2 separate regions of the Homo sapiens genome follow, and region 2 is linked to region 1. A link is an interaction called in ENCODE POLR2A ChIA-PET data of the cell type or tissue named here. Cell type or tissue: GM12878. All regions are shown on one strand. Each heading gives the region's core, and the rest is flanking DNA. Links, peaks and the distances in the headings are about the cores only. Region 1 holds the start of PRPSAP2 (phosphoribosyl pyrophosphate synthetase associated protein 2). Region 2 overlaps PRPSAP2 (phosphoribosyl pyrophosphate synthetase associated protein 2).

Evidence for each region. ChIA-PET counts read pairs that join two places held together with the same protein. Peaks named below come from ENCODE experiments on the same cell type or tissue, not always from the same donor. Only the 100,000 strongest peaks of a DNase experiment are listed, where the experiment ranks them.
Region 2: POLR2A ChIA-PET joins it to region 1 with 18 read pairs; 8 of 35 experiments call an interaction of 5 or more read pairs at or near these places.

What each region holds. Positions count from the first base shown.
Region 1 is chr17:18,853,200-18,861,533 of GRCh38, forward strand. PRPSAP2 (phosphoribosyl pyrophosphate synthetase associated protein 2) reads left to right here and starts at 4,932. Exons shown (of 12, transcript NM_002767.4): 1 at 4,932-5,062. RefSeq lists enhancers at 2,783-3,283, 2,802-2,851, 2,872-2,931, 4,711-5,283 and a silencer at 5,030-5,389. In GM12878, for the core only: no CTCF peak of the experiment used is centred there; DNase peaks (open chromatin) are centred at 3,072, 4,752, 6,344 and 7,562; H3K4me3 peaks cover 4,472 bases; H3K27ac peaks cover 4,318 bases.
Region 2 is chr17:18,917,064-18,925,397 of GRCh38, forward strand. It overlaps PRPSAP2 (phosphoribosyl pyrophosphate synthetase associated protein 2), which reads left to right. Exons shown (of 12, transcript NM_002767.4): 10 at 6,851-6,921. Among named protein-coding and RNA genes, the nearest start is that of SLC5A10, 31 kb to the right of the region's middle. RefSeq lists an enhancer at 5,133-5,212. In GM12878, for the core only: no CTCF peak of the experiment used is centred there; DNase peaks (open chromatin) are centred at 3,958, 4,681 and 5,228; H3K4me3 peaks cover 1,249 bases; H3K27ac peaks cover 4,856 bases.

The DNA of each region.
Region 1 (8,334 bases), core at 143-8,142:
TGTGTGCCAGATAACTCAAGTGGTCATCAAGATTCCCCTATGACATAGATGCTGTTATTATTCCTATTTTGTAGATGAGGAAACAGGTATAGAGAGGTTAAGAAACTTGTTGAGGTCACACAGCTGGTGAGGAGAGAAGGAATTTGGATCTAGGCGCTGGTTCCCAAGACTACAGTCTTTCATTCACAGCTCATATCATGATGATGTCGACCTGAATTCATCAACATGGAATCATGCCTGCAATAAATTGTTACAGGGAAAAGGCATATTGGAAAATTCCAAGAGTGGCTACCTCTCCACATGGGATAATGGCAAATATCTTTTTAATTTTTTCTTCTTTCTCATTTGAATTTTTCTTACAATGTGTAAATATTATTATGCTTACAAAAGACAATGAAGTTCTTAGTCCCAGCTGCTGGGGAGCTGAGGCAGGAGAACCGCTTGAACCCAGGAGGCAGAGGTTGCAGTGATCCAAGATCGCGCCACGGCACTCAAGCCTGGATGACAGAGTGAGACTCAGCCTCGGGAAAAAAAAAAAAGACAATGAAGTTCCTTTCATTTTGGGGGAAAATAGAAAAAGGAGAAAAGAGGACGGGCACAGTGGCTCATGCCTGTATTCCCAGCACTCTGGGAGGCCGAGATGGGTGGATCACTTGAGGTCAGGAGTTCGAGACCAGCCTGGCCAACATGGCAAAACTCCATCTCTAGTAAAATTACAAAAATTAGCCGGGTGTGGTGGCATGCACCTGTAGTCCTAGCTACTTGGGAGGCTGAGGCAGGAGAATAGCTTGAACCCGGGAGGGTGGAGGTTGCAGTGAGTCAAGATTGCGCCACTGTACTCCAGTCTGGACAACAGAGCAAGGCTCCATCTCAAAAAAAGAAAAAAGAAAAGAAAAAGGAAAAAAGCTGGAGGATGCAGGAAAGGACTCTATAGGAACTTCCAAGGCCTCCTTGGCTGGTGACCTGGCTTTGGCCTCCGCTGCCTCCTACAGCCAGGCAAGCTGCCATCCTCTTCCACTGGGGAAAAAGGGGTGCCTTGTTTTTCTTCCCTGATAGCCAGACAGGCGAGAGCAGAGAGGCAGCTGCAAAAGCTTCCTCGGTGCCTCATACTCATGGACTCCATCTAAAAGTAACTCCTCACCCCCAACCATCATATGGCTGCTAATATTAGTGCTCATTTTTCCACTGAGGAAACAGAAACTTAGAGAGGTGGATCTGTCCAGGGTCATTTCCACAATGAGGACAGGAGGCAGGAAGCAGGCTCCATCCTAGTGATGGACACCTAAGTCCCTGTTTTTTCATTTGCACAACCATTTGAAGGAGAATCCTGTGTTTTTTGTTACACCATACTGCTCAAAAATTTCTATCAAACTATAGCAAAGATTCCTTTCCTTCCTTTAAAAAATGTTGAAGGGAAATGTCTTAGACTTGAGTATCTTGATTTATAGTCGATATACAGCAGTTTAGCCCTTGAATATGGCCAATGACGTGTTGCAGCAAGCTGAGCACTTCTATTACATGCAAAGACTCTGACTGCAAACATCCAAGTGGGCAAGGGATTATCAAGTTTAGCAATGGACTAACCAAAAACTGCATTCGTGTGGAACTGACCACAAGCTTTACATTATGCTTTTGCTCCTTTCTTGCTCATTACCCATTGTATAACAAAATATGCCCAGACTTGGGCTTTAATAAAAAATTTCTTAGCTCTCAATTTTTTGTGGTTTGATTGGTCTTAGCTAGGTGGCTCTTGCTTAGGGTCTTTCATAAAGTTGCAGTCAGGTGGTGGCTGGGGCTGCAGTCACCTGGTGGGTCAGCTTGGCTGAACACCTACCATGGCACACTCCTATGGCCTAAACCCCAAGGATAAAGAGAATGAGAGTTTTGACATCAGCCTACAAGGGATTTCAATAGTCCTTGGAGAATGGATGGCGGATGGAAGAGTGGTATTGCTATAACAGAACAAATGAAACTACAAACTAAGTGCCTGCAGTGCGGGAAACTATTGAGGAGCAAGCCACCCCACTGCAGAACCCTGGACGCGGTGATACACTGGAGCTAGCTCATTCTGGTTAATGAGAGTGGATTTTTTAAAAAATTCAAGGCCAGGTGTGGTGGCTCATGACTGCAATCCCAGCGTTTTGGAGGTCGAGGCGGGAGGATCACTTGAGCCCAGTTCGAGGCGGCAGTGAGCTATGATTGCACCACTGCACTCCAGCCTGGGCAACAGAGCAAGACTCTGTCTCTTAGAAAAGTTTTTTTTTTTCCAGTAATATTATTCTTGTATGGTGCAAACACTATATAATGCTGCGCTACTGCCCATTTTCTTTCCAGAAAGGATAAGGCACTCAATTTTCCAGACATTTCTTGAGTACCATACTTGTGCCAGGCCCTGGGAAACAGTGATCAGCAGGAGGGACGAAGAGCCCACCCTCATGGGGCTTACAGTGTACAGGGGCTGAGGTGGTGATATTTGTCAAATAACCACCCAAACACTTAATTAGAAATCGTGATAAGCCCAATGAAAGAAAAATACATGAAACAGTTTTATTTGGGAAGGGAGTGGTTTAGGGAAGACTCGAAAGTGACAATGGAGCTATCAAGTTCAAGAAGGAGTTAGTAGGGGAGGAGGCTGCAGGAAGAAGTGCACGCCTGGAGGCAGGAACAGCATGTGTCCCGGTAGTTCAGGGTGGCGGGCCCAGGCGGGTGAGAAAGGGCAATGGAGAAGGAAGGAGAGGAGACCGTGCAGACACTGCAAGTGCCAGAAACCCGATCCACACTGGCTTCAGAGGGTGGAGGGGAGGTTCTTCTTGGCTTCCATAATAGAAATGTCCAGGGACCTACCGACTTCAGATTCAGCGCAAACTCATCTGGGCCCGGTCTGTATCCCTCCCTCTCTTTTCTCTCAGCACTTTCCTCAGGCGGTTCCCCTCCTGGCATCCCAGCAGCTGCAGCATCAGCAGGAGAGAGTAAGCCTCTCCAGTCCCGGCGCAGGGATGGAGACGGTGTTTCGTGGGCTCCGATTGGCTCAGTAGCCTATCTTTGGAGCGAATCAGCGAGCGGAGAGGGATGAACTTCTCTGACTGGCCAGATCCAGTCACATGCCAACATGTGACGCGTGGAATCTACGCCAGCCACAGCAGAGAGGTGGGGGTTGTGACCGGAGTTAGATGCCAGCGCAGAAGGGACGTGAGCCCAGCCGAGGTACCGCTGAAGAGGAATCAATTTTGGTATGCAGATAATCACTGGGCTCATGGGTCTTGCTCTTTACAAAGAGGTATGTCCCTGTAAAGTTGTCAGGCAAAGGAAATGTTTCAAACGACTCCATTTCACGAAGTCTCACCTAATTTACAATTCGTTAGTTGAGATGCTTGTATTCTTCGTTTCTAAAATAAGACGTTGAACCATAAAGACTCTAGCTAGCTCTGCAACCTCTGATGAATATTTCATGCCTCATTATTGTGAAAAATCCAAAGCAGAATTGGAGAGAAGATGTGGTATAGGGATTAGGTAAGTGAAGACTGGTGCAAAGCCTCCTGGGTCGAAATTCTGTCCACTGCTTTGTCATTGGAAAAGTTATTTAACGTCGTCGTCTCAGTTCCCACAACTATTAAAATGGAGAGGATAACAACACCTACCTTATGCTCTTGTGAGGATTAAATAAGTTACCGTTAATATATGTAAAGCACTTAAAAGAGGACCATGTGTTTGCTATTATTATGTTATACATACAATAAAGAGTAAACATTACCTAAGTTATAAAGAACTTAGGCAATGGATACCAAAAGTACTAATTCCTTTATAATAAAAGAAAAAAAGGCGACAAGGCAAATAACGATAATAACTGATAATGGCTGGGCGCGATGGCTCACGCCTGTAACCCCAGGACTTTAGGAGGCGGAGGCGGGCGGATCACTTGAGGTCAGGAGTTTGAGAACAGCCTGGCCAACATGGTGAAACCCTGTCTCTACTAAAAATACAAAAAATTAGTCGGGCGTGGTGGCGCACACCTGTAATCCCAGCTACTCGGGAGGCTGAGACAGGAGAATCGCTTGAACCCGGGAGACGAAGTTTGCAGTGAGCTGAGATCGCGCCGATGCACTCTAGCCTGGACAACAGAGCGAAACTCCGTCTCAAAACAAAAAACTAACAAACGAACAAAAAACTGATCATTTATTATACACCCAGAACTGTGCTTTTAGCACAGTTTTGTTTTGTTTTGTTTTGTTTTTGAGATGGACTCTTGCTCTGTCACCCAGGCTGGAGAGCAGTGGCGCGATCTCGGCTCACTGCAACCTCTGCCTCCCGGGTTCAAGCGATTCTCCTGCCTCAGCCTCCTGAGTAGCTGGGATTACAGGCGCGCACCACCACGCCTGGCTAATTTTTTTTTTTTGTATTTTTAGTAGAGATGGGGGTTTCACCATGTTGGTCAGGCTGGTCTCGAACTCCTGACCTCGTGATCCGCCCGCCTCAGCCTCGCAAAGTGCTGGAATTACAGGCGTGAACCACCGCGTCTGGCCGTATTGTCTCATTTAATCCTCACAACAGTCTTATGGAATGGGTGCTGCTATCTTTGTTTTTCAGATGAGGAAACAAGCTCAGAGGGTTGAAATGACTTGTCCAAGGTTACAGGCCAGTGGAGGCTTGAACCCAGGTATTTGTAATTCCAAATGTCATACTCTGTCCACATTCATTCCTTGTAACCTGCCTGGGCTGTCACAGTTGGTGTGGGGCTAGCAGCTCCCCAGGGACCAAAACAGGCGCATCCCCGCCCACCGCCCCGCCCATCGTGCCAGCCCGACTCCACCCCTGTGGCTACACCCACTGCCCCGCGCCTTACCCACTGGTGGGCCACGCCCACAGCCCCCAGCTAGGTGCCTCCGCTGTCCGGGCTCTAGTCCCGCCCTCGCCCCTCCCCGCCCACCGGCCTCGCAGTCACCGCGGACGCCAATCTTGTGCATGGAGTCGCCATTTTGCTCCTAGAGAGGCCGCCAGGAGACCCGGCGCTTTCTTCCTTCTGCAGCTGAGGCTGCGGCGGGGCCGGGGCTGGGGTCGGGGCCAGGTAGGCGGGCGGGAGCCAGTGGCGAGCGGCAGCGAGGGCTGGCTGGCTCCGGCATTGCGGGGCGCAGGTGCAAGGGGCGGGGAGCCCGCGGCGCCGGCAGGCGGACGGGTCGGGGTCCCTGGGTGGTGGCTGCTTGGGGGCTCACTGGGGCGATCTCGCGCCCGCGGCCCTTCCATTTTTCCCTCCCTTCTTCCTCTCCCGCCAGGGGTCGGCGGGGGCGGGGGACGGGCGTCCGGTGCCTGGGCTCTCTCCTCTCCCTGAGGCGCCGCTGGGGAGTCGAACCCTGATGATGGGACCTGTGGTGAGCAGCCCTGAAAGCAAGCCCAGACCCAGCCATTCTCCGTCCCTAAGCTGACACGGAGCCCCTGATTTTAATTTACCTGGCTTTGCTAGTTACGAATATATCTCTCACCTCCTAAAGGATGATTTTATCCAACTCAGAACTCACCCCAGCAGAGATTGAGGGGGAACCGTGATGAAATTTTTAAGTATTCTGCTTGATGATAATAATTTTTCTCTTATGTTAATGTTGGCTCCGTTTGGGTGTTTAGCTTTTGAAAGGAGTATGAAAATGCGGAATGGGGCTTTGGGGCTTGAGGTGTGATCTCTAGTGTTTAAAAAATTTAATTGCACAAATAGAAATAATTCACCCACATTATTGAACCCCACTAAAGCATATCCTTTTTGTCCATATTCCTTTCCTGCTGCCCTCGTGTGTACCATTATTACTCAGTTGTGATTTGAGCTCGTTCCACTTAAAGTCATTCATAGATACTTTTGCGTCGTGTTGAATATTTATTGAATTTCTATTCTGTGTTTTACTTAATTACTTTATTATGGAACCTTTACACAGGTCTGGTGTACTTGTTCTTTGAAAAGTCTTATGTTGACCACCATCACTGAGCATATAGCTTTTTCCTTATTTCCTTGGGATAATTACCCGAAGTGGAAATACCGAATCAAACTTCTGTTTTCTTTCTTTGGCACTATTATATAAATTGTTTTCCAAACAAGGCATGTTTACAATAGACATTTTTCAAAATCTGGGTATTTGTCCTATTTTGCTCTCTGTATGCAGAATTCAGCGGGGTGCCAAGTCGTTTTCTGTGTGGGTTGAGAGACAGGCTGTGCAGCCCACTGTTGCATAGGACTAACTACTACAAATCATGCTGAGACCGAGCTATTTTTGCTGCTTAGAGGCTTTGCAGCCTTGAGTAAGTTTCTTCATCTGGAAACCTAGCTTCCCTGTCTAAAATGGGTCTCATTCTAGTGCTTGCTTCACTGGGTTGTCATAAGCATTGTGAACACTCAGATGTTAGGCATGAGTTAACATTGTGTTGGAGAGATAAGCAGAGCCTGGGATCATACAGGAGTGGAAGAGTAATTCGGTTTAGAATTTGCCCTTCAAATTCTCATCAATATTGATATTAAAAACAGATTTCCTTGGAGTGAGGCACATCACTAATAAACATACATAATAAGTTTTTTTATTTTTATTTTTTTTGCAGAGTCTTGCTCTGTCTCCCGGGCTGGAGAGCAGTGGCGCGATCTCAGCTCACTGCAACCTCTGCCTCCCGGGTTCAAGCGATTCTCCTGCCTCAGCCTCCTGAGTAGCTGGGATTACAGGCATGCGCCACCACGCCCGGCTAATTTTTTGTATTTTTAGTAGAGACAGGGTGTCACCACGTTTGTCAGGTTGGTCTCAAACTCCTGACCTTGTGATCTGCCTGCCTTGGCCTCCCAAAGTGCTGGGATTACAAGCGTGAGCCACCATGCCCATCCAATAAACATAAATTTTTATACTTTTTAATTTTTTGACACAGAGTCTTGCTCTGTTGCCCAGGTTGGAGTGTAGTGGCGCGATCTCAGCTCACTGCAACCTCTGCCTCCCAAGTTCAAGCGATTCTCCTGCCTCAGCTGCGCAAGTAGCTGGGGTTACAGGTGCATGCCACCACACCTGGCTCATTTTTGTATTTTTTAGTAGGGGTTTCGCCTTGTTGACCAGGCTGGTCTCGAACTCCTGACCTCAGGTGATCCGTCCACCTTGGCCTCCCAAAGTGCTGGGATTACAGGCCTGAGGCACTGCGCCTGGCCGGTTTTTATACTTTATGATGCCTTTTAGTTCATCTTTCAATTTCATTTGTTAATCATTGTGACTCATTGAAGTCAGGCATTATTCAGCAATCATTTGTTTAGCCTCTACCGTGTGGCAGCTGCACAGGGTATACAGCAGAGAATATCATGGTAAAAAATAGTCTCTGCTGCCTGGACCTTAAATTCTGATGGGGAAATCTTTTTACCAAGGTTATATCTCTTGTCTGGAAGGTAAAGGCTGAGGCCCAGCAAGGACAAGTGATGTCCACATGGCCTAGTAGCTGGAAGGCAAACCCAACTCTTCACACTCCTACTTCAGCCATCTTTAAGTAGAAGGTATTTACACAGTAGATGCTTTAGAGGGAAGACAACACACTTCAATGTGAGTCTTCCCCATCTGAAATGTGGGTGAGTGGTTTTGAAATGACTGCTAGTCTGTCCAAAGGAAATGATCTCTCAGTGTGGTTTCTTCATTCATGAGACTTAACATTCTAAAATCTTATTCAAAAGAGGAGTATGATTTGCTCTTTAAAAGGTGCTAAGATTCTCTGAAAACGGTGTGTTTTCATACATGTTATAAATAATTCTCACACATTCTAGAGTAAATTTAGAATAAACATAAAGCAGTTATAGCTCATGGGGAAAATAAGGGAGTGTTCTCATTTCACACTAAAACCTTGTGCTAACAAGCCTCCTGCCAGCCCCATCTCGATGATTATTATGTTTTTGAGGATAGTCTTTATAACTCTTTTCTTGAAGCTTGGTAAAGAACACAGCCTTAATTACCAACAGGAGAAAGGAGAACTAAAACTACAAGCAGGCATTATGGCCGGGCGCAGTGGCTCATGCCTGTAATCCCAGCACTTTAGGAGGCTGAGGCGGGTGGATTACCTGAGCTTGGGAGTTTGAGACCAGCCTGACCAACATGGAGAAACCCTGTCTCTACTAAAAATACAAAATTAGACGGGTGTGGTGGCGCATGCCTGTAATCCCAGCTACTCAGGAGGCTGAGGCAGGAGAATCGCTTGAACCGGGGAGGCGGAGGTTATAGTGAGCCGCAATCGCGCCATTGCTCTCCAGCCTGGGCAACAAGAGTGAAACTCCATCTTAAAAAAAAAAAAAAGAAAAAAAAGAAAAATAAACAGCCCTTATGTTTGAATAACTTGTGAAGTGAATAG
Region 2 (8,334 bases), core at 288-8,287, 64 kb after region 1:
GCATGAATTTGTTTTTGTGTTTAAGAAACTTCCCCATGCCTTAATAACATCTTCTTAATTAAAAAAAAAAATGCCACCTTCGAGTTGTTGGGGAAGAACCCTAACCCCCTGCCCTCATAGATTCAGTGTTTGGTGGCATATGGACTAAACTGGCAAAAGACAGATGAGGAAGAGGAAAGGCAGTTTAATCACATACATACAGATGTGTGTGATTAAACTCTTTTGTGAGTCACAAAAATGTGACTCGAAGTGGTTACAATTTGGGGCTTATATAGCATCTTAATAGGGGAACAGGAGGGGCAGAAAAGGCCCCTGTGGGAAAACAGATGACTTCTTTTTTTTTTTTTTTGAAACGCTCTTTTGCCCAGCCTGGAGTGCAGTGGTGCAATCATGGCACACTGCAACCTCGGCCTCCCAGGTTCAGGCGATTCTCCTGGGTAGCTGGGACTACCGGTACATGCCACCATGCCCAGGTAATTTTGGTATTATTATTATTATTATTATTATTATTATTATTATTATTTTTTTTTTTTTTTTTTTTTTTTTTTTTTTTTTTAGTAGAGACAGGGTTTCGCCATGTTGGCCAGGCTGGCCTCGAACTGACTGCAAGTGATTCGCCCGCCTCGGCCTCCCAATGTGCTGGGATTACAGGCGCCCGGCCAAGATGACTCCTTAATAGGGGAAGAGGAGGAGGGAGGGGACTGATGGGAAGTGGGCGCTGAGGAGAAAAGATGGGAGAGAGGCTAGTTTTTGACAGCGTCTGTTTAGGTGTGGTCTGGACTTCTTCTGGTCTTAAGCGATAAGAGTCAGTCTTCCCTGGTGTTCCCAGGGAGGAGATTTATCACAGTTGAGTTCTTTGGAGTTATTTTGTGAGGCTCTGCTTTTCAGCATATAAGGGACTTCAGGAACTCAAATGCTTTCAGCTCAAAATAATTTTTAGGTCACAGAGGTATATTCTGGACTGTTAGGTTTTTGCCTTGCCCAGGAGTTTGCTCATTTATAAATAGAGGGAAAAAAAAACCAGAGAAGGAACTAGTGTGGTTGGGATAGCCATGCACGCAGCTGGGATTCCAGCTATACTTTGTAGATCCCAACTGAGGTGGAAAGGGAAGGCCATCTGGGCAGGGGTTAAATCTCCTAAGGGGTGGGGGACTGAGCTTGAGTTTGCATCTGGCTCCATCACTTATCAGCTGTGTGTTCTTGGGCCTGTTGTTTTTCTGAAAAAGAGCGACAGCAAGAGGCCATCCTCAGAGTGGACCCATGATAGGCCAAGATGGTGGAAAGCCCAGGACGAGCCCTCAGGACCCAGCACTGCCTGCCTTATGTGAGTGAGATAGGACTGCAGTGGTGAGACGTTCAGTGATGGGCCATGGTGTGGCCAGGAAGACACTAGCCTGACTACCAGGAGGCCCCTGGAGGGAAGAGATGGACTAAGATAGCAGTATCTGCGGGGAGCCAACCAAGGAGGACTTTGAATACCAGTAAATACACTCGTGTCCTAGAAGGCAGCCCACAAAGGCTCTCGATCCGGGCCATTTAGTGTTCAGCAGGCCAGGCCTGCATCTGTGTTTGGGATAGGGCTGCAAGTGCAGAGGCCAGATCCGGGAGGCTGATGAAGTTGAGCAGGCACATGGGAGGAGAGCTTGATCTCTTGGGCTATGCTGTCCAGTCGGGTGGCCACTGGCTACATGTGGCTCCTGCACACTGGGAACGGGGTGGGGAGCAGTGGGAGTGTGAAGGACACACCCCTAATCTGAAAACTTTAATGTAAGTATCTCATTAGTGAAGTTTTATTGACTCTGTGTTAAAATGGTAATATTTTGATATGTTGAATCAAATCAAACATGTTATTAAAATTAATTTTACCTTTTTTTGTGCTTTTGTAATGTGGCTACTAGAAAATCTGAAATTGCATATGTGGCTTTCATTTCTGTTGTGCGTTATTGCTCTAGGGGTTGGTAACAATGGGAATGAAAGTGACAGAGCACATTGAGAAATGTTAAAAAGACGATGGGAGGGAGGCCAGGTACTTTGGCGCACTCCTTTAATCCCAGCACTGTGGAAGGCTAAGGTGGAAGGTTTGCTTGAGCCCAGGAGTTTGAGACCAGCCTGGGCAACATAGCACAACCCCGTTTCTACAAAAAGTTTAAAAATTAGCCAGGCGGCTGGGCGCAGTGGCTCACACCTGTAATCCCAGCACTTTGGGAGGCCGAGGTGGGTGGATCATGAGGTCAGGAGTTCAAGATCAAACTGACCAAGATGGCGAAACGCTGTCTCTACTAAAAAATATAAAAATTAGCCAGGTGTGGTGGTTCGTGCCTGTAATCGCAGCTACTCAGGAGGCTGAGGCAGGAGAATCACTTGAACCCAGGAGGCAGAGGTTGCAGTGAGCTGAGATTGTGCCACTGCACTCCAGCCTGGGCAACACAGTGAGACTACCTCTCAAAAAAAAAAAAATTAGCCAGGCATGGTGGTGTGCCTGTAATCCCAGCTACTTGAGAGTGAGGTGAAAGGATCACTTGAACCCAGGAAGTCGAGGCTGCAGTGAGCCATGATGGTGCCACTGCACTCCAGCCTGTGTGACAGAGTGAGACCCTGTCTCTAAAAAAGATAGCAGGAGGGAATGAACATTTTTAGTGTATTAGTCTCCAGTACAGCCCTTTTAATTGAGTGATGATTTTCCACTTTATAGATAAACAGGATCAGAAAGAGAAAGCGACTTCCCTGCAGTCACATAGTGACAAGCTGGACATGTCTGACTAAAACCTGTGCTTTTTCCACTGTGTTCTTGGGTCTCTTGGACTTAGTAATGGGGATTTAAGGAGGAGGAAGGCAGTGAGATAGAGCCAGGGTTCAGGATTTGGGGCTGGGAGGGTGTTAATAAAGCGTTTGGCTCAGGACCTCAAAGCCTTTTGCTTGTGTGTGCATTTCTCACAGCCTCACGTGCCCAGGCTGTTGGTGCTGGGGGGTAGGCCTGGGGCTGCCGCTCCCTTTCAGAATCCTTGCCTGGCCTCAGAGGGGCTTGTGTCTAGGAACCTCAGCAGAACCCTGCAAGGGCTGGCTGGGACCATTGGTGAGATGAGCCATGCCCGGGAGCATGGAAGAATATATGTTCCTCTTCAGTCCTGTAAGCACATGGGCTGTGATGAGGAACGCGTTGGCAGTCTTTAGATGAACGCTGCTTCTTTGGAACTTGCTGGGTGTTAGCTTTTGGTGTGGCCTTTGGGAGTGGACTCTGGACTGCAGACACTGAACTACAGGTTTCCCATCTGGAAATGAGTTCATAGGACTGGATGATCTCTATGTTCTTTCTAATATTTCTTTACTCGTGGGATCTTTATGTTTCATTCATAATTTTAATTATAATGTTTCTATGTTTATGTTTTGACTCAAGTAGTGATCACTACAGGCCGTCTTTGGGAATGCAGTAGAATTTTAGTTTCATAGATCCTAAATATTTGATTGTTTTTATACATTTGATGATTGGACACCCTACATAGAATACTTTTTTAAGGTACTAGCAAATAATATATGAAGGGAAAAGAAAGCATTCTTCCTGTAGCATCTCGAATATAAAGATTTTGTTATTTAGTATTAGATTTTAAAAATTATTTTGTATCCTCTGATTTCTTATAGATGAAAATATGCCTACTAAAAAACAATGAAAATACTTTTTCAGAATATAAGCACTATATATAATATTTGAAAATATTATCCATAAAAGTTAGAAGAAAATAATAATTAGTGCTTGATGCCACTATTCAAAGACACACCACTTTAATTTGGTGAGCCTCTTTTTGGTTTTTCACCCTTATTTTCATAAAGCTGCGATGCATGCTTCATACATAATTGTGCATGTTGCTGCCTCCTTCTCCCAGCTGCCCGACGTGTCATCTCAGGTCACCAGAAACTTTGACAGGAAACAGCAATTTCTTTTTTTTTTCTTTGAGACTGGGTCTCACTTTGTCACCCAGGCTGGAGTGCAGTGACAATCACGGCTCACTGCAACCTTGACCTCCCAGGCTCAAGCGATTTGTCCACCTCAGCCTCTTGTAAACAGCATTTTTATGGCTAATAACCCATCGTATGAATGTGGCTTAGACTGCCCAACCACAGCCTAATTTGGGGTTTTTATGTTTTCTTCTGTTCTTTGCCCTTATAATGTGGCAGGAAATATATGTGGATAAAACACTTTTCCCATACTTTGGCTTATTTCATTTCAAGCTTCTAAAAGTGAGATTAATGAGTCAGAAGGTATGAATATAAGGCTTTTTGTCAAATTGATTTCCTAGAGGGTGATTCATTATACTTTTTCACCGGCATTGAGGTCAAGTGTCCTGGGAGTAGGACTGTTGAAAATGTAAAAAGTCACTTCAGTTCTGGAATTTATCTTGCTTTGCTTTGTTTTGTTACACTTTTTTGCCCTCTCCTGATGCTCACCTGGGGTCACACATTGCCTCTGGTTGTCATATGTCTTTCATCTCTTTCAATCTAGAGCAGTGGTTCTCAATTAGGGAGTGGATATTGTCTCCTAGAGGTCATTTGGAAATGTCTGGAGATAGTTTTGATTGTCAGAATCAAGGGGGTGGCTACTGGCATCTAGTGAGTAGAGGCCAAACATGCTGCTAAACTTCTCACAGTACGTAGGGTGGTCCCTTGCAGCATAAACGTGTCTGGCCCAAGATCTCAGCAGTTGAAAAGTCCCAATCTAGAACAGTATTTTAACTTTTTCTTTTTGTGACATTGCCTTAAAAGAAAATTGAAGTCAAAGTCACATAACATAGAATTAACCATTTTAAAGTATAAAATTTACTGGCTTTCAGTATATTCACAGTTTTGTGCAGTTACCATTTCTTTCTAGTTTCAAAACTTCTCATTACCCCGGAAGAACACCCTGCACCCATTAAGTAGTTTCACCATGCCCCCATCCCCCAGCCCCTGGCAACCACTTACCTCTTTTCTGTTTCTGTGGATGTTTGCCTAATCTGGACACTTCATATAAACGGAATCATATAATATGTGGGCTTTTGTATCTGGCTTCTTTCTTTGAGCATGTTTTTGAGGTTCATCCATGTGATAGCACTTGTCAGTACTTCATTGCTTTTGGTGGCTGGATAATATTTCATTGTCAGCATTTGAAAGGAATTTGGGTTGTTTCCACTTTTGGCTATGCTGCTCTGTATATTCATGTATGAGTTTTCTGTGTGGATAGATGATTCATTTCTCATGGTCTATACCTGGTATCGGAATTGCTGCGTCACTTGGTGTATGTTTAACTTTTTGAGGAACTGCCAGACTCTTTTTTCACAGCAGCTGCACCATTTTATATTCCTACCAGTAATGTACAAAGATTTCAGTTTCTCCACATCCTCATCAACACTTATTTTCTACTTTTTATTGTAGCCAGCCCAGTGGGCATAAAGTGGCATCTCATTGTGATTTTGATAAACATTTCCCTAATGGCTAATGACTTCATTTGTATATCTTCTTTGGAGAAATATCTGTTGAAATCCTTTGCCCATTTTTGAACTAGGTTTGTCTTTTTTTGTTGAATTATAAAAGTTCTTTATATATTTTGGCATATGGCGCATATATATATATATAATTTTTTTTTTTTTTTTTTTTTTTGCGACAGGGCCTCACTCTCTCACCCAGGCTGGAGTGCAGTGGTGCAATCGTGGCTCACTGGAGCCTTGACCTCCCGGGCCCAAGTGATCCTCTCACCTCAGCCCCCTAAGTAGCTGTGACTACTGTCATGCACCACCACGCCCTGCTAATTTTTGTATTTTTTTATAGAGACAGGGTTTCGCCATGTTGCTCAGGCTGGTCTCAAACTCCTGAACTCAGGCAGGCAATCTGTCCACCTCGGCCTCCCAAAGTACTGGGATTACAGGCATGAGCCACCATGCCCAGCCTACTTTATATATTTTGGATACTAGACTCTTACCAGATACATGATATGCAAATATTTTCTGCCATTCTGTAGGGGTTTTTTTTACTTTTTTATTTTTATCTATTTATTTATTTTTATTTATTTATTTTTTGAGACAGAGTCTCGCTCTGTCACCCAGGCTAGAGTGCAGTGGCATGATCTCGGCTCACTGCAAGCTCCACATCTCAGGTTCACGCCATTCTCCTGCCTCAGCCTCCCAAGTAGCTGGGACTACAGGCGCCCACTAGCACACTTGGCTAATTTTTTTTTTTTTTTTTTTTTTTGTATTTTTAGTAGAGACAGGGTTTCACCATGTTAGCCAGGAAGGTCCCGATCTCCTGACCTCGTGATCCGCCCGCCTCAGCCTCCCAAAGGGCTGGGATTACAGGCGTGAGCCACCACGCCTGGCGTGGAATTGCTTTCTCAATTCCCTCTTTTGATTGTTCAGTGCTGCTGTGTAGCAGCTGATTTTGTGTGTTGATTTTGTACTTGGCAACTTGGCTGAATTCATATATTATTAGCTTTGGTAGGTGGATTTGTGGATTCTTGGGTATTTTCAATATGTAGGAACATGTCATCTGCTAATAGAGATAGTTTTACTTTTCCTTTCTGATCTGGATGCCTTTCATTTCGTTTTCTTGTCTAATTACCCTTGCTAGAGTATCCAGTATGATGGTGAATGGCAGTGGTGCAGTGGGCATCCTTGTCTTGTTGCTGATCTTAGGGGAAAGCTTTTGGCCTTCGGCCATAAAGTATCAAGTTAGCTGTGGGTTTTTGTAGTTGCCCTTAATCAGATTGAGGAAATTCCCTTGTATTCCTAGTTGGTTGAATGTTTTTATCTTGAGATATTAACTTCTTTAAAGTTTTGTTTTACTTTTTAATATAAAAATTTTGGTGTGTGTGTTTTATTCCAACCAGTGCTGATTCCTAAAGAAAAGCCCCCAATCACGGTTGTGGGTGATGTTGGAGGAAGGATTGCCATCATCGTGGTATGTAGACCTCTTTTATTATTAATTCTAGTATTTGCCATTGTTATTCTGTTGATTGATTGATTGATTGATTTTATTACAGAGACTCACTGTCGCCCAGGCTGGAGTGCAGTGGCACAATCTCGGCTCACTGCAACTTCTGCCTCCCAGGTTCAAACGATTCTCCTGCCTCAGCCTCCCAAGTAGCTGGAATTACAGGTGCCTGCTACCACGCCTGGCTAATTTTTGTATTTTTAGTAGAGATGGGGTTTCACCATGTTGGCCAGGCTGGTCTCAAGCTCCTGAACTTAAGTGATCCACCTGCCTCGGCCTCCCAAAGTGTTGGGATTACAGGCGTGAGCCACTGCACCTGGCCAATTTATTTGTTAATTCTGGGCATATAAAGGCCTAAGGATAGTAGTATGGCCAGATAATTCTTATTAAATTTGTGCCTTGTGCTAAATGTTTGCTTTGGCCCAGAAATTGGAAAATGCTATTGTTTATTTTAAAATTGCTCACTACTGGCTGGGCGCGTTGGCTCATGCCTGTAATCCCAGCACTTTGGGACGCCAAGGCAGGCCAATCGCTTGGGCTCAGGAGTTCAAGACCAGCTTGGACAACATGGTGAAACCCTGTCTCTACAAAAAATACAAAAATTAGCTGAACTTGGTGGCACATACCTGCAGTCCCAGCTACTTGAGAGGCTGAGGCGGGAGGATCACTTGAGCCTGGGGCTCAGAGGTTGCAGTGAGCCGAGATCATGCCACTGCACTCCAGCCTGGGTGACAGGGTGAGGCTGTGTCTCAAAAAAAAAAAAAAAAAAAGTCATCCTGTCATAACATGAGATATTGTTCTGTGATCAAAGTAAAGTACAAGCTGGGCACAGTGGCTCATGCCTATAATCCCAGCACTTTGGGAGGCCAAGGCAGGCAGATCACCTGAGGTCAGGAGTTGAAGACCAGCCTGGCCAACATGGTGAAACCCCATCTCTACTGAAAATACAAAAATTAGCTGGACATGTTGGCGCACACCTGTAATCCCAGCTACTTGGGAGGCTGATCTTGGAGAATCGCTTGAATCTGGGAGGCGGAGGTTGCAGTGAGCCAAGATTGTGCCACTGCACTCTAGCCTGGGCGAAAGAGTGAGATTCCATCTCAAAAGAAAAAAAAAAAGTAAACTACAAAGTTGATTATAACTGTTTGAAACATGCATCCTTTCACACATCATAAGACCAGTGCACAAAAAGAGTGCACTTCATGCCTGTATATTTTAAAGAATAGAATGAACACTGGGTACCCGCTAGCTCACTTGAGGCATAGATCATCACCAGGTACCTAGAGGCCTCCTCTGGGCTTACCCTGGTCTCTTTGCCTCAGAGGTTGTCACTGATGTGAAAGCTGCCCATCTTGATCCTGTAGTCAGCCATGAGGGCTT